Linked DNA regions of Homo sapiens: region 1 is linked to region 2. Evidence: chromatin loops called from intact Hi-C (ENCODE). Cell type or tissue: PC-3. All regions are shown on one strand. Each heading gives the region's core, and the rest is flanking DNA. Links, peaks and the distances in the headings are about the cores only.

The links. Peaks named below come from ENCODE experiments on the same cell type or tissue, not always from the same donor. Only the 100,000 strongest peaks of a DNase experiment are listed, where the experiment ranks them.
Region 1: it touches region 2 in a loop (6-fold over the local background); 20 of 110 quality-filtered maps call a loop at or near these places.

The regions. Positions count from the first base shown.
Region 1 is chr20:58,639,346-58,649,470 of GRCh38, reverse strand. LOC107985410 (a long non-coding RNA gene) reads left to right here. Exons shown (of 3, transcript XR_005647058.2): 1 at 1-482; 2 at 7,694-7,766; 3 at 8,580-9,348. Among named protein-coding and RNA genes, the nearest start is that of STX16-NPEPL1, 6.8 kb to the left of the region's middle. RefSeq lists an enhancer at 459-996 and a silencer at 1,684-1,978. In PC-3, for the core only: no CTCF peak of the experiment used is centred there; DNase peaks (open chromatin) are centred at 1,490 and 3,740; H3K27ac peaks cover 3,934 bases.
Region 2 is chr20:58,476,251-58,486,375 of GRCh38, reverse strand. The region is part of intron 1 of APCDD1L (APC down-regulated 1 like); the gene reads left to right. Among named protein-coding and RNA genes, the nearest start is that of APCDD1L-DT, 34 kb to the left of the region's middle. In PC-3, for the core only: CTCF peaks have their summits at 4,495 and 4,701 (motif pointing left); a DNase peak (open chromatin) is centred at 4,705.

The sequences.
Region 1 (10,125 bases), core at 721-8,720, 160 kb before region 2:
AGCAGCACGGCCAAGCCCCCCCAACCCCGCTCCCCCCTTTAGGGGACAGGTATTTGTAAATAACAACTGAGCTGGTCGTCGGTAGGAGAATCAGATTAGAAACATGGTCCCCACTCTCTTCCTATCTCCCCAGCACTCATCACCTCACAAAGCAGGGGGGGACCTGTTTACTTTTCCTGGCGCTCTCCCCCAGGCTAGAACGTGATCTTCTTCCTACGCAGGGACAGTGTTTTATTCATCTTTGTACCCACTGCCATCTCATCTGGCTTGGAACAGGCTCCGGATAAATATTTTTTAAATATGTGCATGAATTAATGAGAGACTCGAGATTTAGTCCCCAAACTCTCTGACCTCCCTCGAGTGACTTTAAGCCTTTAGAGCCCTTATCTGTTAAGAAAAAAAGAAAAAAATGTGGGTTTTTCGTAATCCTCGTAATCCGCGCCCTGTCTACTTCTCTGGGGTTATTGTGAAGATCAAATAAGGTAAGTGAAAACTCTTTGTAAACTACCAGGTGCTGAGCAAATATTATATAGGATGGTTATTCATTCATTCCCTCCGTTCAGGAAGCTTAGCAAAGTAATTCCTGGTCTTGTGTTTCAGCAGATGGTGGTCGCCTTTCCTGGTCAGTCTTAAATATTTATTACAGGACAATCTCATTCTTACATTTAGGAGATCAATCAAGCTTCCATTTCTTTGAGCGAAATGAACACTGCTTGCACACAAATAATGGAAGAAAAATCCTGGTATTCCCAAAACAGCCACCCCAAGCAACCCAAGAGCCTAACAGCGGGGAGGTCAGGAAAATCCAAGAAGTTGGCATAGCAGCCCAAAGGCAGCACCGTGCAGCTCTGACCAGGCCCCAAAGGCAGCACCGTGCAGCTCTGACCAGGCCCCAAAGGCAGCACGGTGCAGCTCTGACCAGGCCCCAAAGGCAGCACCGTGCAGCTCTGACCAGGCCCCAAAGGCAGCACCGTGCAGCTCTGACCAGGCCCCAAAGGCAGCACCGTGCAGCTCTGACCAGGCCCCAAAGGCAGCACCGTGCAGCTCTGACCAGGCCCCAAAGGCAGCACCGTGCAGCTCTGACCAGGCCCCAAAGGCAGCACCGTGCAGCTCTGACCAGGCCCCAAAGGCAGCACGGTGCAGCTCTAAGCAGGCTGTGTTTAGGTATGGGATTGTGTGCCTGAAATAGTGTTAACCAAGAGGGAGCCCAGAGAGGGCATGCACCCCTGGCTCCAGTCACGTCCATGGTCCATGTTCGCCCTGACCCACACTGGAAGGGAGTTGGGGAAGGATGTAAATCATTATATTTGAATGTTCCTTGGCTGTTTTATTTTCCTGTCAAGTGACTTAAGCTTGATTTTTTTTTTTTTTTAAAGCATTCCCCCATGGCCAAGTATGTGTTTCCTTGGAATTGAAATCTAGGTTGATGGTTTTACATTTTAAAAGCTTTCATTGTGACTCATTCTTGGCCTGGGCTAGGATTCGGTAATACTCCTCGGGCTTGGTGAGGCTCCGTGTCCTGTTTCTTGGGCTTCATACCCACTTTCTAACATTCTGCCAACGAATCCAATAAGTCACTTTTGGGGACAAGTGTTTCATTGTTTTCTTGTCATCTCATTCAGTGCAGGAGGAAGCCCCATTGAAGCCAGGCCATGGCTTGGGCAGGTGCAGGTTTTCAAGTACTGAGAGGGGATGGTTAGCTCAACAGGTCAGCAGTGGGACACACACCCTTTGGTGAAAACAATTTAAATGAGATAGGGCTCATGTAAGCCCTTATACAACCTCAGCATAGAGTAAGTGCGCCACAAATGGGCAATATGATTTATTACAGCAGTAGTCTTACTGTTGGAAAGCTCACGTGGGCTCTGCTCTCCCTGGAAGGCATCATAAACTCCAAAGAGAATGGCATGGTATTGAGAACTGAACACTTGGAAATCTAAGCACGTTTCCGAGCTTCTTGTTCTGGACCTTGGGAATCCAGATGTGTCTGCAGTGCACACTCATGTGGAAGAGGGGGCTAAACCATCTCAAAGACACCTTTTAACATTGGTCTTTCTCCCACCTATAGAAAGACAGATGGTTGTTTGCTTATCAAGCAGCAAAAGCCCCCAGGCCTAACATATGTCTCGTCTGCACAGATCTGACAGACAGATTCGGGCCAGGTTCGGGTAACAGGAGTTGTGTGTTCTGTGTCCCCAAATAGTTCCTCAAAACCTTGAGTATTTCCAACAACAGAAAACTCCCTATCTGGGTCTGTCTTCAGCTATGATGCCTCTCCCAAGAAGGGAGACTCTGGAGAGAGGCAACACTTTTGTTTTGTCTGGAGTCCCGTAGCTTTTAATACCAGACAATTCAATACAGTAGGCATTTCTAAAAATCTACCAGTGGCTGTGCCTATCTCTTGCCAGGCACTGCTGAAAGAATGAAACAGCAAAACTCTTGCCTTCAGGGAATTTGCATCTCCACTGTCTCTACCCAAATTCTGGTTCTCATCGTGTACATTTTCCCAGCAGCCTGCTAACAACCACCCGTCTCTTCCCTCCTCATCCTGCAGCCACAGTGACCTTTCCAAAGCATAAATCTGATCATGTCACTGCCTGATTGAGGCCCTGAAACAGCTCCCTCTGGCCCATGCCAGCCGATCTCAAATGACGCTCAGCAGAAAACAGGTGCTCTAAGTTGAACCAAGCTGGGCATCACTAATATTAACTAATGATGGACTTTTCTTGGTTGTCAGAAAAAAAAAAATGAAGCTAATTAATGGAGTAGTCTCCATCTTAAGTGTTTCTCTTCTCGCTTTCTCTTAAACCTTCAGTCCCTGCCACCACTTGGCTGTATTAGAATATAGTATAAGACTAGATCTGATTTATTCCAGAATCATGGATTTCAGTACAATTTTTTTCCCATAGATCAGTATTTCCTGGAGTTCTGCATTTAGGTTTTCTACACTTTCCACATGGCGGAGTGCCCCCTGGGCATTCAAAGCCCTGCCCAACAGGCCCCACCTAAATGGTGAGCTTTTTTCTTTCCAGGACTTGGCTCACAGGCCTTTCTCTGCCTGGTGGGGGTAGTGGCGGGGGATGTGTCTTGCCCCTTCTGCTTGGTGAACCCTTCATTGAAGACAGCACCCCCTACACTGTCAGGTGTGATAAATGTTTGCGGAATGGATGACTGGATGGATTAATGCACAAAAGGTGAGATTAACTATATTAAGTGCTAGAGAATACCAGACAGTCAAGACTCAAAATGGGTGGAGAGATTAGGGCAGTTCTCTGTCCCCCTCGCTCACCCCTTTTCAGCCACACTAGCCTTCCCACCATTCCTCACACCTCCTTAGCACCTGCTTTGCTCTCCTTCCTAGGTTCTTCAAATAACTGGCTCCTTCTCACCACTCTTGTCTCAGACTATTCAATAGAAAGTAATCCTCCTACCCTGTCCACCGTGTGGGGAGAGGACTCTCCTCTCCCAGGGCCCTTATGTCACCATCATACCAGGTGCCTGCCCATGCTTGGTCAAGTTCAAGACTGAAACAATGTCTAACATCGTGGCTTTTGGTCTTTGAGGCCAAGAAGAGGCCTCTTGGGTCACAACACATGCCAGCAAAGCATATCTGCATTTTACTTTTTTTCCAGGATGATGTGGACACATGTGTACTCAAATAAATCAACCCTCCCATCTTAACCATCTCCCTTGGCAGGAACAATAAGTTAATGTGCCAAGCCAGGACTGACCTGGATGACTCAAACCCTGAAAAACATAAAGGAAATCATTGTGTTTTTCCGCTAGCAGGTATTGAAACATAGCCAACTCACTCGTTTCTAGTTTTTTTTCCCATGGCCATGACCACTGACCTGCTCGTGGTAATTTGTGTGATGTGCAAGTGCAGGGCTGGACTCCAGCCTTCTCCAGATGCTGCCTGTGCAACCAGCAGCCCCTTATTAGCTATGTGGCCATGCATGGCTCAAGACTCCTTTGGTCACAAGGGACAGAACCCAAATCAAATGGACTTAAGCTTCAAAGCAAATGTGTTGGCCCAAACATCTATGCGTAGCTGGATCCAGAGGAGGAAACATATCAACAAGGAGTTTCTATCTCTCAGCTCTTTCTTCCCCTGTGCTGGTTTCATTCTCAAGCCAGTGAACCCCAGGAGGTGGCAGATTGCTCTCTGGAAGCTCTGCCCTGTTATCTCACAGGACAGCAACCCCAATAGATTGAAATTTCTCTTTTCCAGTGGTTTCAAAAGTCCTAGAATGGACTCTCATTGGCCTGTCATGAGTTATAGCCTTATCCCTGAATTCATTTTTTTTTTTTTTTTTTTGAGCCAGGGTCTTACTCTGTCTCCCAAGCTAGAATGTGGCGACACAATCACAGCTCGCTGAAGCCTCAACCTCCCAGACTCAGGTGATTCTCCCACCTTAGCCTCCCAAGTAGTTGGGACTACAGGCAGGTACCACCATGCCTGGCTAATTTTTATACTTTTTTTTTTTTTTTTGAGACAGGGTCTCACTCTGTCACCCTGGCTAGAGTACAGTGGCGCTATCATAGCTCACTGCAACCTCAAATGATTCTCCCACTTCAGCCTCCCAAGTAGCTGAGACCATGGACATGTGCCACTGTACCCTGCTAAGTTTTATATTTTTAGTAGAGATGGGGTCCAGGCTGGTCTCGAATTCCTGGGCTTAAAGAATCAACCCACCTTGGCCTCCCAAAGTGCTGGGATTACAGGCATAAGCTACCACACTCAGCCATAATTTTTTATACTTTTTGTAGAGATGGGGTTTCACCATGTTGCCCAGGCTGGTCTCGAACTCCTGGGCTCAAACTATCCACCTGCCTTGGGCCTTCCAAAGGCTGGAATTGCAGATGTGAGCTAGTATCCTGAAATTCTAAACTTAGCCAGAAAGTAGTGATCATCAGATGGGTCAGACCAGGATCACGTGACCACTTCTGAACTCAGGGAGGGTGCCAGGGTCTGATCCATCCAAACACAATGGATTATAAACTCGCCTCTTCTGAAATCAGCGTGTTAGAACCAAGAAAAGTGATGTTGGGTGCTCGCATGCAACAGATTTCTACCTTGGGTCTGTTTTCAACCCACTGTGTGCCCTTTGCACACTGCTATATGCCTCTCCTTCAAACCCACTCCTCTGGCTTCTGGAACTTTGGTCATGCCTGCTTCTCCTCCTTCATCATCCCTCTGAGGCCCAGCCCCCAAATTTTGATTTTCCCCAGTGTTAAGTCCTTGCTTTTCTGTTACCTTTCACCTAACCACAGTGGCAGGTCCCGCCTACCCATGGGCCTCCTGCACACACTCTACCCATGGGCCTCCTGCGCACACTCTACCCATGGGCCTCCTGCGCACACTCTACCCATGGGCCTCCTGCGCACACTCTACCCATGGGCCTCCTGCGCACACTCTACCCATGGGCCTCCTGCGCACACTCTACCCATGGGCCTCCTGCGCACACTCTACCCATGGGCCTCCTGCGCACACTCTACCCATGGGCCTCCTGCGCACACTCTACCCATGGGCCTCCTGCACACACTCTGCCTCTCATTCAGAGCATCCGTGTGGATTTTCCACTGCACGGAGCTGCCTAGGTGTCTTACATGCTCAACAGTGAACCACTGGCTGCCCATCCAAGCATGCTCTTCCTTCTCCTCTATTCCTTATCTTTCATTGGCACCCCTAAATAGAGCCTTTGGTATCATTTACCATCCTTGCTCCCATTTGCCCCCACCACCTGCCAATGTACCACTCAGGACCACATCGTGACAGATTCTGCATCCTAAATATCAACAGTCTGCTCTCCTCTCCATCTTCACTGCTCTTATCACCTCTTTTGCCTGGAAAATCACAACAGACTGTCTAGCTGGTCGTCACACCTCCAGTGCTGGTCCCTGGTGTGGAATGCTTTCCAAACCATCACCTTTGTAAAAATATCAATCTGTTCATGTTCCTTTCCTGATTAGATAACTGCTTTGTCTTCCTACTGCCTATTAGAAAAAAATAACTCTTTAACTTTGCTCTCAAAGCTGGATGTGTCCAGGGTCTTTCCAGCCACCCCTGCCTTGAATCCTGTGCCCTGCAGAACATTCTCTGCATACTCCGTGCTTCGACCTTTTTTTTTTTTTTTTCCAAGACAGGGTCTCGCTCTGTTGCCCAGGCTGGAGTGCAATGGTGCGATCTCGGCTCACTGCAACCTCCGCCTCCTGGGTTCAAGTGATTCTCCTGCCTCAGCCTCCCCAGTAGCTGAGATTACAGGCATGTGCCACCACATCCAGCTAATGAGGTTTCACCATGTTGGCCAGGCTGGTCTCAAACTCCTGATCTCAAGTGATCCACTCACCTCGGCCTCCCAAAGTGCTGGGATGACAGGCGTGAGCCACCGCGCCCGGACTTCATGTCTTCTTGATGGAAATCAAGGCTGATTCAGTCAGACTGTGTCACATTATCTCTGGAAATATGACTGGACAGGGGGTCTGGGTGAGTCTCATTTGATTCTCTCTGGGTGCTCCGTTTCTCCTGAGGAGCTAGCTATTCCAGAATCTGGGGACCCAAGACACATGTTATCTGTGTCTTCCAAAGGAGAGACTTCCATAGGATAGATGTTTTTGGGGTCCATAAAGACGTTAGAGTGATAAAACGTGGTGTAACTGAGAGGTTCATTCTTGCAGAAGCTCCAATCTAGGTAGGGTGCAGTAGGAGGATAAGAGGAGCTGCACTCCAGTGGACTCCCCCATCTAAGGGTGCCTCCTACTGTGACAGTTACCAGCACGATGATTTCCGGCACCTCCGTAGTGCCCCAAGGACAAGGTTGTTAACAGTCGGTACCGGGATCTGACTCAATCCATGAAAGAACCAGTTGACTGACCAACACAGAAGTATGGAGTAGCTACCATGAGCCCAGCCTTGTGGGAGATGCAAGAGTTTATAAAGAAGTTCTGCTCTCAAAGAACTCACAGTCTAGCTGGGGACACAAAACCAACAGACGGGAAACAATTAGTGAGCAACGGAGCTTGAAAAAATATGCCAAAGTGACTATAAAGGCAGCAGCAGTTCAGAAAGGGGAGAGATGATATTTCAATGAAAGCATCTTCATGGAGGAGGTAGGGGAAGACCTGTGCCTTGAAGGATGGAAAAGGGCTTCAGAGAGGGAAGGGTGTTGCAGACGAGAGCAAACAGTAGGAGCAAAGCTGAAGAAGCAGGGCTAAGAATAAGGCAGGCGAGAGAGCCTGACTGATCTGTACGAGCCTGGGCAAGGTGTGGACACATAAATTATAATGGAGCAACCAGGCATGGTGGCTCACGCCTGTAATCCTAGCACTTTGGGAGGCCGAGGCAGGCGGATCACCTCAGGTCAGAAGTTTGAGACCAGCCTGGCCAACATGGTGAAACTCCGTCTCTACTAAAAATACAAAATTTAGCTTGGCGTGGTGCTGGGTGCCTGTTATCCCAGCTACTCAGGAGGCTGAGGCAGGAGAATGGCTTGAACCCAGGAGGCAGAGTTTGCGGTGAGCTGAGATGGTGCCACTGCACTCCAGCCTGGAGCACAGAACAAGACTCTGTCTCAAAAAAAAAAAAAAAAAAAAAAATAGAATGAAGCAAGATTTGGAGGCCCCAAGAGTTAGGGGTTTAAATTTGATGTGTATTGAATTCACAAACATTTATTGAGTATCTACTGTGTGTCAGGTACTGTGAAATTGTGCAGGACATTCACAGATGAACAAGTCACAGGGCAAGTTGGACACATCAATAGCTCATGGTAAGTGTTGCAGTGCAAGTAGCTGCCTAGGAGGCAAAGTGGGGCAACCAGCCAACCCAATTTAGGAAAGATTTAGGTGGGCTTCATGGAGGAGGTGATATTTATGTTAATCCTATAGAGCACTGGAAGTCGGCCAGGTGTAGAAGGGGCAGGAGCATGATCTAGGCACGTGTAAGGATGTTCACTGCAGTGTTGTTTATCCCAGTGAAGAATGAGAAACAATTTAAACATCCAGCAAAAGCAACAAGTTAAACAAATTTGGTCCACCCACATGAAACTTCAGGCAACCTTTAAAAAGAATAAAGAATTTCTGTATATTTTGATTTGGAAAGATCTTCAGAATATAGTGTTAAGAGAAAAAAATCACAAGATCCAGAAAAAATGTATTGTATGCTATCTTACATGTGAGAAAAAAAGAAATATACATTTTGTTGGTAAATGACTAGGCCATCTCCGGAAAGAGACATGAGACATGTGGATAATAGTTGTTTCCAGGTAGGAGAATGAAGAGGGGAGTACAGCTGAGGCTGTGACTCAATCTTGATGTGAAATGACTCCAAAAGGAGGTCTTGCTTAAAGCTTGAGTCTTAGAAGGTGCTGAGGGTTACCCAGGCAGATGGGCAAGGAAGAGGGTTCTGGACAGAGGGGACAGTCCAAATGAGCCCAAGGGTTTAGAGACCCTGATGGGGGCTGGAGAGCAGATAGACTTTGGATAGGTGGCTGATAGCAGGCAGAGGCTGGACCCTGAGATTGGTGTGCCAGATAAGGAGTTCACACTTTAGTCTAAAACCACTCCCTCTCTTCATCCATCAGCGTTGATGTGGACCTATGATGGCTTCAGAGACTATTAACTTGGCCAGGCTCAACTGCATTTCCTGGAATTATCTTTCCTGCATGTTTGCAGTTCAGATGGACCACAGGGAAGATTCTTGGAAGGTTCTTGCAAGATTCAGAAGGCAAGAGAGGCTGCAGCCGTGTTTTGCAGTTGACACACGTTGCTGCTGATCTGCTGACTCACCTCACTGGAGTGAAGCAGCCTGCCACAACACCCGCAACCTTCCCCGGCAACTTCTTGCTACTTTTCGACTCCCAGCCGCGTGTATGTGTTCAGCTCTGTGATGAAGGGCTAGGCTTCTGCAGGACAGCCTCACCACTGTGGTCAGAGGCAACAAGAATAGCCACGGGCTTCAGGCTGCCATCCTGGGGCTCTAGCTTGTGCTCGTGGGTTCTTGCTCTCCCTACTTGACATCTGCCTTTCCTCTCGACTGCCTATCCTGTGGACCTGACACCAGCATCAGACTTGACACGCAGCCTGACAAAGACTGCTTACCCGGTTCCCACAAATGCATAAGCCAATTCTCCATAACAAATCCCATAAAATAATTTACATGTATATAACTCCTATTTCCACTTTTCCAGTTGAACTCCGGCAGATTTACCCATCCTGTGCTAGGCACTGTTGAGGACTCTGAGGATACAATGATGAACAAAACCAGTGTAATTCCTGTCTTCCTCTCCCCCACCCCACCATTCACTTTCTAGGAGGAGGAATCAGAAAATAAACAACGAATAAACAATGCAATCCCAGAGAGTGATAAATGCCAGGAGAAAACCAAAAAGAGTGGCCTGCTCGGACCAGGGGTAGTCCAGGGATGCTTCTCAGAACAAATGGCATTTGAGCTGAGCCCTGAAGGGAAGGAGGGGACAGCTATGCAGGAGCACTCTGGACAAGACGCACTTCAGGGCGATGCTCCTAGGTGGCATGAGCCTGGAGTCTTCGAGGAACAGAAAGGAGCCAGGCGGACCGGAGGGCCTTGAGGAGGGAGAGTGCGCAGGGTAAGCTGGAACCCAAGGCTGGCTCCAACTTTGTTGGGCTTGGAAGACAAAGCAGGGAGTTCGGATTTTACTCTAAGAGCATCCTGGAGTTAAGGGATCTTTCAAAGCTGGCTGAGTGAAAGCCCACACACAACTTTGCCTTTGAAAAGTGGGGATAAAATGTGGTCTTGCTCTGTGTGTGTGTGTGTGCGTTGGGGTGGGGGGCGATTTGTGTCTTGGTTTTTGCCTCGGCGTGACTTACAGACCTTTCCATCCTGCATCGGTGCCGGGAGAGCCCAGCTCCCTGCTGCTGTCACCAGAATTCCATCTTTCCAAGGAAATCAGGCTTTCTCCTGCTAAGGAGTTCTGTCCAGGACTCTGATAAAAGCAGTATGTGAAGCTAAATAACTCGTGTGATTTTACACTTCATTTCCTTGGGATGCCATTAGGAACATCAAGCACTTCTGTCTTTATTTGACACGATTTCCTACCCTGTTCTGCCTTGGAACAGAAGAAAAATGAAAAGAGAGAAATGGTATTGGGA
Region 2 (10,125 bases), core at 1,011-9,010:
ATCTCCTTTTCAACAGTGTCTAATCTGCTCCCTGAACCAGCCACTAAGTTCTTATTTCAACAACGTTATTTTTGTTTCTCAAAGTTTTATTTGTTCATTTTCCAGATCTACTTGGTCATTTTTACAGGCTCATGCTGTTTGCTCAATTTTTAAATTCCATGTTTTACTTTATTAAACATTTCATGTATATTATTCTATATTCTGTGATAGATAATTCCAATATCTGATATTCATGAGATGTTCATTTTTTGCTTCTGCCAACTCTTACTCCATAGTGGATTGCTTACTTGTGTATTGGGTGACCTTTGAGAACTCATATTTATTTGATCTTGATCTGTGAAAAATCTTAGAATTGAAAATAATAATGCTTTCTTCTAGGGATTATTTATATTTGCTTCTCCCAGGAGCCAGGGGCATCAGCAGCTTGGAACCACTCTAGGCCCTGGTCTGCCCAATCTCATGCCACAGTCAAAGAAGACATTGACATCTGTCCTCAGGAGGGGCTCTACAGGCAGGCCCCCCTTAAGCTCACTTTGGGAGCCAGAGAACTCAGAGGCTTCCCTACTTTATGAAAAAGTATAATTTATACCAAATCTAGTTAGGCACAGTGGGGAAGGCCCTCAGAATATTCAGATAAGCTGTATTGCAGAAGCAGAATGCTGATTTGCATTTTTTAAAGATCATGCTTGCTGCTCCGTGGAGAATGAATTACAGGGGCCAGAGTGAGTGCCAGGGAAACAGCGAGAGGCCCCTGTCAGCTTTTCATCTGAAAAATGATGGTGACTTGAGCCAGAGTGATGGCAGTGAAAATAAACAGAAGGGTAAGAATCCAAGTTAATGGAGTATATGCTGATTAACTTGCACCCCTTGTTTATTTGTAGGCACAAAAATGTGCGGTTAACCACAAACCTTCATTAACTTGTCATTTCCCTTCCAATATTCATATGTTAGACTTGTAAAAATGAAAACTTTGCTTTCTATATTTGCTAATATCCAGTGTGGCCCAAGATCTAAGGACACAGGCACTCTTGTACATCACCGATGGAAGATAAATTGAAACAGTATTTTTGGAGGACAATTTGGCCAAATCTATTGACATATTAATGCATATTCAATTTTTCTGTTAAGAATTTCTCCAGTGGAGACCCACAATATTTATACCAAGACATATTTAAAAGGATGTCCAATGTATTGTTGTTTTGATAATTGTGTGTGTGTGTGTGTGTGTGTGTACCACAACCTAAATGACCATTAACAGAGGCTTGCTTAGCTACATCAAGATTCATCTAAATAATGGAATACTATTTTGTCTTTTCCATAAGAGATAAGTCTGAGATGGAAAACTATCTCTGACAATTTAAGTGTAAAAAGCAAAATGCAAAACGATGTGGATAGAAAGATTGCATTCATAAAAAAAAAAAAACTTTAATAGCAGAGATCGGCATGAAACCATTTTCTGGGAGGATGCACAAGGAACTGTTAAAGTGATTCTGTTTGAAGGAAGCAACCAAGGCTTCGGGGTAGGAAGAGACTTGCAGTTTTCATTTTACACCTTTTTTAATACATTTTGAAAATTCCACTGCAAGCCACATATTTCTTTTGTTTGAAGAGTTTAGCCTGTTTTTATTGGACTCTTCTTGATTAGGGCACCGGCCTCCCTGAGTTATTACATCTCCTGCTTCTGCCCCTGCATCATCTCTAGTTCCTCCGCGGCAGACTGTGAATGTGTGAATGTGTGTTAGTCCCCACAGTCTTAAAAAACAAAATCAACCTTCCACAAAGATCGCTAAATCTATTATTAAGTTAAAACAATAGATTTCAAATAATAGGTATAGGATGACCCCATTTTATAAAAATGATAATTGGATAAATGCAGTTATATATGTATAAGAAAAAAAAAGCCTAGAAAGATTTATTTATTCATTCACCAAAAATGTATTGCCCGCCTACCGTGGGCCAGGCATTGTTGTAGAGATGGAAGTTCAGAGGGGACCAGAGTCCCTGTGCTGTGCCTTTTGGCATCCCCAGACTCTAGAAGCTGGAGGGTAATGTATACCAGCAGGTTAATGGCAGTTCATTCTGGGTTAGGTGACTGTGGACGCGCTTTTAAATCATCTTTGTGCTTTTCTCATTTTCTGATTTATTCTTTTTTTGCCCTATGTATGGCATAAAAGAACTTACATAAAAATAATAATTAAACCATTAAGCACAATCTATCTCACACATCTCCCTGGTTTTGACCCTCTTCTCTGTCCATACCCAAATTGCCACACTCATCCATGCAATATTAGGGACACACAGATGCTAAAATGTTTTTTGTTGTGTGTATGGAAATCAGATTTAACTGGGCATCCTGCATTTTATCTGCAACCCTACTTATCAAACAACTTGCTCCCCATTCTGACTGTGCCCCCTCCCCTGGCCTCTGCCTCAGCCTTCTCCCTAGAGCCACTTCCCTGGGGACTCTGCCTCTCCAGAGGCCGGCTTCTCCAGCCCATTATCATCCATGTTCCAGGCTGAGGAGCTGCACCCCACTTCACCTTACAAGGTGGCCTCCCCATCTTTGGCCCCAGCCTCACCTCCTCGCTCATGAATTGAATTGGTACCCACAGGCCCTCTCAAGTCCCTCCTTCCCCAGCCCTCAAATGTGCACGACATCATCCTTAACACAAGCCAGCGGGGGCCGTAGAGCCTGGGCCTCCAACCACCTGTCACCAGGTGCCATTCCGGCCATTTGGCCACATCTGATTATTACTGTTCTGTAACTGAGTCAACATTTCTCTCCACATCAACTAGCTCATTCTCACTTAACTTATTTTTTAAAATAATCTATCCCTCTGTGCCTTAGCCTCATCCTAACAGCAACCCAGGATTGACGTGTCAGTTATTGAATTGAGTCAAAATAGACATGAAATTAATCCAGTGTAAAATGTCCACCATGGACCCCTGGAATGGTGGGCAGTGCCACCCAGGAGGCACAGCCAGCGTAGAAAACACTGCTTTTCAAAGCATACACCTGATCTCACCCCCTGCAAGCTCCCTGCCCACCTCCTGGAGAACATTCCAGCCCCAAGAAGCAGCAGCAAGGCCTCCCTCCGCACCAGCCGCTCTGTGCTTCTCTAGCTCTCCCCATGACAACCCTCCCCACGGCGCCACCATCACACATGGACTAATTACATCCTCCTCCATCTCTCTCTGCTAGTTCACACCTCCCTGCTACCTTTACAGCTCCTGCCTGGAGTGCCCATTACAGCTCTCTCCATCTGTCAAGCAGCTTCTTGTCCTGCAAGACCTCAAGGCACACATAGGCAGTGGGGCCCCTCTGGAGGCCCCTCTTCTCTTTCAGTTCCCTTTGGTAAACTGGACCAGTACTGGGCAGAATAATTGGCTTGGAATGTCAGACCCTGAGCCCTTGTAGATGCCTCTCTGCTCTGCAACCCCATGGCCAAGCACACAGTAGGTGCTCAATAAATGTCGAGCCAAGATCAGGGGCTGTAAGTGCAGATGGAAGGAGGCTAGGGGTTTACAGTTACCGGACCCGGTTTTGAATTTGGGCCTCTCCACCTGTGGGTTGTGTGACAGAAGCAAGATACTGTCAGGCTTTCCCTTCTGAGCCTCCGTTTTGGGGTCTGTAAGATGGAGGCAGTCATCACCCCTATCTGGAAGGTTTGTGATAAGGGTCGAGCAGATCCATGAATGTGGGCTTCGAAGACTCCAGAGCTTTACCAAAAACGTGCATCTTGTTATCGTGGTGGTAACCATGATACTCTGATGACTCACCCGCTGTGGTCATCCAATTAGCACCGCTTTGTCCCCTTCCTGAGCTACGTGCGCTCTTCCGAGGGTAAGAACCCAGCTGGGCCAGGGTCATGAGGGAAGGTGAGAATTACAAGCCTGTTTATTTAACATTTAGGAAGCCAACACATTTTCCTGTACCTTGTCTGCAACACTTAAGCCAATATTTGCGTCTTTGGGATTCTATTTATATGGTAATTTAAAAATAGGGTTCAGACTTATAGCCGGTCTTTCTCCTGAAACTCCGAAAGCACATTAATTTTCTACACGGTAAAATAGTGCAATAATTAAATATTACCATCTATCTTAAAATCTGGTAACTCCTAGCAAAATGGGTTTTCCGAAACATGATGTAGGTTTTCCCACAAAATTGCACTCTAGGGAAATATCTTATTTTGAATGTATGAAAGAGACCACGAACTTAATCTCAATACAATGTAAGAAAAATTGATTTGTTAAATTGTAATAATTTTCTTGCATTTAAAATCTCAGTGCTTCCCGTCGCAGCTGACCCAAAGGCCCCCGTATATGTGTCTTTGGGGAGAGGCCCATGGAGCCGAGATGTCTTGTTTCATTGTTTATGAAGCTTCCCACATGCCCTTTTATGTGGTTCCAACTGGAGCTTTTGTTGTGTTGTTGCAAACTTCTCTGAAAGAGGCGAGGCTTGGTGACCCTTCACCCTTTGCCTTCAGTCTCTAAATACGTTCTCTGCGCGAGTGGAAAGGAAGATCTCCCACGTGGAAGAAAGTTTGGGCACCAGAGCTGGCCTTGGTGGGCTCCTTCTTCCGCAAGGACTGGGTGGAACGAGGGAGGCTGGGTGACCCTCAGCTGGAGGCCGAAGCTGGAGCCGGCGGGGTGAGGGTTCGCCACTGGCTCCCAATCGCCCCAACCAAAGCTCAAGAGGGCCCCCTTGTGGAAGCTCCCAAGAACAGCTCGGTGAGTGGTGTGCCTCCCCCGACGCTGGGGTTCCTCCCAGTCACCCCCGACATCTTTGGGCAGGTCTCAGATCCAAGGGTACTCAATGGAAACCACCATCCTCCATCCCTCTCTCCTCAAAACCTAAATATTTCTGCGGCCCGACAAGATTCTTGGCCCCTCTGGGGAAGATCTGGTGGAGAACCAGTTGCCAAGGCCATGAAGAGTTCAGCCGCTCAAGGGGGCATCCCAGGAGTCCCTCTCAGGCACCCTTTCTGGGTTCTGAGGGGTCTTCGCCATGATGTATACGAACACCTTCGTTCTTATTGAATGTGTCAAAACCTTGTGATTATCTTGCCGAAGTCCTGTTCTATAGAACAATAAAAGCTTCAGCCTTCTGCCAAGAGAGCTAATAAAAGTTCAGTCCAACGGGAGACTCCCAGATACACATTCTGTTTGGAAAACACTGACTCCTAACTACACCGCTTAGGGCAGGCAACAGGACATTCAGTGAGATCTGGGCACATTCAGAACCCCTTCTACGCAGTGATGCTACAAGCTGTCATCATCCCCTCACCGGCTCCTCCAAGCACCAGGTGGGATGTTGGCATCAGTGGACAGCATTGGCCAAGTTTGGTATAAATAATGTCTACAGACCAACGTGCAAGCTGGGAACGCAGGTGCTAAAGTCAAGTTAACGAGGCCTTGTCTCCAAAACACCGGAACATCTGGGTGAAAAGGGAAACGCTTCCATCTGTCACCCTGCTTCCTTGGCTCTTTGGAAGCAGCTGGCCTGTGGCTGGGATGTTCCAGTTTCCAACTGGGTGGGAGCTCCAGCCAGAGCAAGAATAATTAGCATTATCATGAGGCCAAGGGAGAGTTTTCATGTGCACAGTTTTCGTTCTGGAACATTCCTAAACAAACAAACAGAAAAACCTAGCTTATGAGCCAGGCTTGGTGGGCCAGAACTCGTCTCCCCAGGCCCCCATTCCTTTCCCATTCTGTGAACTGTGCACTTCCTTTCCCTCAGCAGGAGTGGCTAAGCAGAGGCCTCGGGGAGTTATCCTCAGTGGCCAGCCGCTTCCTCATACGCAGCGTTTTCCATTGTGGCTTAAGCACATGTCACACAAACATGAAGCAGTCACCTTCTCCAGGTGGTACCAAGCAAGGCCCACCTTTGTCCTCCATCCCGTGGTCCAGACTGACCTGAGACTTTTCATGGAGAACTGGGGGGCCAGTAGCTAACCAAACCCTGTCCCTTTGATCACCTGTCAACCCGCAGCTTCTTAATCCAAAGGCCCTTCTGCTTCTCACATCCTCAGACCTGCTCTGCCAGGTACCCCTTGACTGACTTTCTCGGGCAGCCTTCAACTCTCTGAGTGCACTGAGCAGAGGAGGGCACATTCCACAGGGCTGGGATGCTGAAGGCTGCGGCGGGTGGAGGGTGCTTTGTTTAGAGCATATAATTTCTGTGTTTCCCAAGGTAGCAAAGTCCAACCCATTCCCCAACTTGCCTGCCAGCCCTGAACACGAAGATTCTCGGATTAGGTGGATGAGGAGATTCCATTATAGCCAAATGAGAGACATGTGAGGTATCTGAGGACCAGCCATTCACACCAGAGGTTGGAGGTGGGCTTCTTAGAATGCAAAGTGTGTCTTCATATTTCTGTGTTTGTTGATGCAGCATCCAGTCATAGCATCCAATCTGCAGCCTTCTGGGGGTGTTCTGGTGCAAACCCTGCATGCCTTTTGTGCAGTGACTTCATTGGAAAGTACATCTTTGGCTGCAGCAGTGCTGGAATGGCTCCATTTCCACAGCCGGTCTCTGAAGCTTAATGGCCACGCAGCCAGGGCCACCATCGCAGCCAGCATATCTCCTCCATTTGTAAAAGGCAGCCTCCTCTAATCAAGAGAGGTTATTTTTTGGGTAGGGAGCCATTGCTGAAATTTTTATTTAAAATATGTGTAAGCTTCCTCCAAGTCCAAACTTTCTAGGTGAATTACCTCAAGCTGACGGTTTTGAAATAAACTAGAGGGTTTCAGATATTTTAAGAAAAAAAAAAAAAAAAAAAGCAAATCTTAATCCAAACCTCAGTATATAAAACAGAGCAACAGATAGGGACTGTTTGGGCTAAAGCTGGGTCAAAGACTACATCCTACCCACTGGGTTGCCCTATCTGTTTCAAAAATAACCCCAGGGTCTTCAGAAGCCAACTTGAAAACCTCTGATACAGCAAAATGTGACATGCATGCTCCATCCTTGAGCTAGAGCTCTGCTGTCTAATCTGGCCATGTAGTCACAGGGCACCTGAAATGTGACCTGTCTAAATTGAGTTGTGCTGTAAGTATAAAATATACACCAAGTTCTGAAGACTTGGTATGGGGGGGAAAAGCACATAAAATATCTCATTAATCGTTGTATTTGTTACATGTTGAAATATATAGTACTTGGAGCCGGATAAAATATATCATTAAAATTGATTTTACCTGTCTCTTTTTAGCTTTTTTAACATGGCTACTAGAAAACATGCACCAGTAAAATCACATGCAGGGCTGACATTTATGGCTTGCATTATGTGACTGTGGAGCTAGTGGAGGCTTCCTTGGGGGTGCAGGACCATGTCAGGATCCTGGTTTCACTAGGGCAGGTTCCAAGGGTGAAAAGAGGCTTTAAAGCAAAGCACCTGGCATTCGCTTCTTAGGCCAGATCCAACCCATCTAAGCCTGTGACATGATCTGATGCTCACACACCAATCTCCCTTCACCTACTTCTCTTTCCTCTCTACCTGCTTGGATCAGCCTGGGCCCCCAGCCTGCTGGGAACTCCCTGACTGATCACCCTTTTGCCCTCAGCCAGATTCTTGGCAATCCCAACAGCTGTAAACCTTGTCTTTCTCCTCTCCTGCTTCAAGCCTGACTGTAATGGCCACATCCTGAGGGGTGGGAGAAGGGTCAACAAGGAAGTCACACACGTGCTGCTATGGACCACAAGCCATTCATTCATTCAGCGAAAAGTAGTCATTATAAATAGCATTTACTGAGCACTTAGTCTATGAAGGCATTGTCCTAAGCACTTTCCATGACTTAACACAACAAATATGTATTGGGCATCCCTGAGGCACTGTGCCAGGTGCTAGAGAATCAGCAGTGAGCAAGAGAGATGAGGACCCAGCCCTCATGAGGCTGGCAGACTCGTGGAGTCACAGGCAGAGGAAGGGAGAAATGAGGGAAGGGAAGGGAAGGGGAAAAGGGAAGGAAGGAGGGAGGAAGAAAGGACAGAGGGAAGGAAGGAAGGAAGGAAGGAGAAAAGAAAAAGTTAAGAAGCCTAAAGTGACAGCCCACTAGCAGTGAGCACACCTAGCACCCAGATCTTGGTTTCTAAACACCATTTTCCAATAAAAGGAATCAGAGCTCCTTGGAGAAATGGCCAGTTTCAGGGATGGGACTGAAAAAAATACAAAATGATCCTGGAAGATCTTCTGGCACCAGGAAATGAGGAAGTACTCCCCCTAAAATGACAAAGACATACAGGAAGGACACAGGAGATTAACTGGAGGAGCTCCCAATGGCCAAATCAGGGACAATTTGAGCAACAAAATAAATAATGATAGTAATGTGTTATAACCGATAAAGTAAAATAAATATTCAGGAGTTCATAGTAATATAAATAATTGAATAAAAAGATAAATGGGAGAGAAGGGACAGTACATCTTTACAGCACAATTACTGTTAATCAACTCAGAAAGAGCTGGGCATAGTGGCTCATGCCTGAAATCCCAGCACTTTGGGAGGCTGAGACAGGCAGATCTCTTGAGCTCAGGAGTTCAAGACCAGCCTGGGCAACATAGTGAGACCCCATCTCTAAAAACAAAAATAAACTCAGAAAGAGTGATGGAACTAGAGAATGACCATTTGGAAAACACCACCAATAATAATTGTAGGCAAGAATCATTGACAGTTATCAATAGATGCTAAAATTAGTGAGGGAATGTATAATGAAGTACAAGATATTTCTGTTATCTCTGAGTATATCCCCATAAGGTAATCATTAATCACAGAGAGAAAAGTAGTAATTTAATAGTGGAGAAACATGGTAGATGCCTCCTTAAGCAAGTGATCACAGTCAAGATCACCAGGAATGGCATGATTGCCATGGTGTGCCTCCTGAGATGATGCACTGGGAAAGATACACCATCGCTTCCACAACATTCTTACCAGAAACGCATGAGCAGAATTTACTCACGAGGAAACATCAGACCATCCCAAACTAAGGACACTACAAAATAAGAGCCACTACTCTTCAAAAGTGTCAAAGTCGTAGAAGACAAAAAGAGAAGATATGTCTCAGATTGAAGGAGACATGACAGCTCAATACAATGCAGGATCCTGGACTGGATGCTGGACCAGAAAGGGGACATTAATGGGACAATGGATGAAACTTGAATTAGGTCTGTAGACTCGTTAAGAACACTGTATTGATGTTAACGTCCTGGTTCTGATCATTGCACAATGTCTGCGTAAGATGTTAACCTGTAGAGAAACTGGACAAAGCATACACTAGAACTCTTTCTACCACTTTTGCAACATTTTTGTAAGTCTGAAATTATTTCAGAATGAAAAGTCAAAAAAGTAAACCGAAGTAAGAAAGCAGATAATAAATGCCAGATGTGATGAGTGCTGCACAGGAGAGAAGAGAATGGAGTGAACAGAAGAGGGGTGCCTGGAAAGGATGCACTGCCAGGAAATGCCATTTATGCCGAGATCTCCGCGAAGATGGAGAGCCCAGCACAGAGCAGAGGATGGAACAGCACAGGCAATAGCCTCAAGGCAGCCAAAGGTTTGCCCTTTCAGCACTAGGGACTCACAGTGGAAAAGCACGGTGGGATGGGGTGGATGATCTGGTGGTAAAAAGGCACCCAGTTTCAAAGGGCTTCGAGGCTACACAAGAAAGCTTGGATATTGAACCAAGTGCACTGGGAAATCATTGAAGTTGTTGGCCATTGTTTAAATTTCCATCAAGACACTTGGGATGGTTTGAAGTTCTACTCTGATGTGAGTCTATTTGATTAATGTCAGTCTCTCCAGGAGAACAGGAATTCTGACCATCATGTGCAGCCATATAGACCCAGAGTCCATTTCATTTCCAGGCATACAACAGGCATTCAATAAGTATTTGGGGCAGGGCGCAGTGGCTCACGCCTGTAATCCCAGAACTTTGGGAAGCCAAGGTGGGTGGATCACGAGGTCAGGAGATCAAGATCATCCTGGCTAACATGGTGAAACCCTGTCTCTACTAAAAATACAAAAATTAGCAGGGCATGGTGGCATGCGCCTGTAGTCCCAGCTACTCAGGAGGCTGAGGCAGGAGAATTGCTTGAACCTGGGAGGCAGAGGTTGTAGTGAGCCGAGATTGCA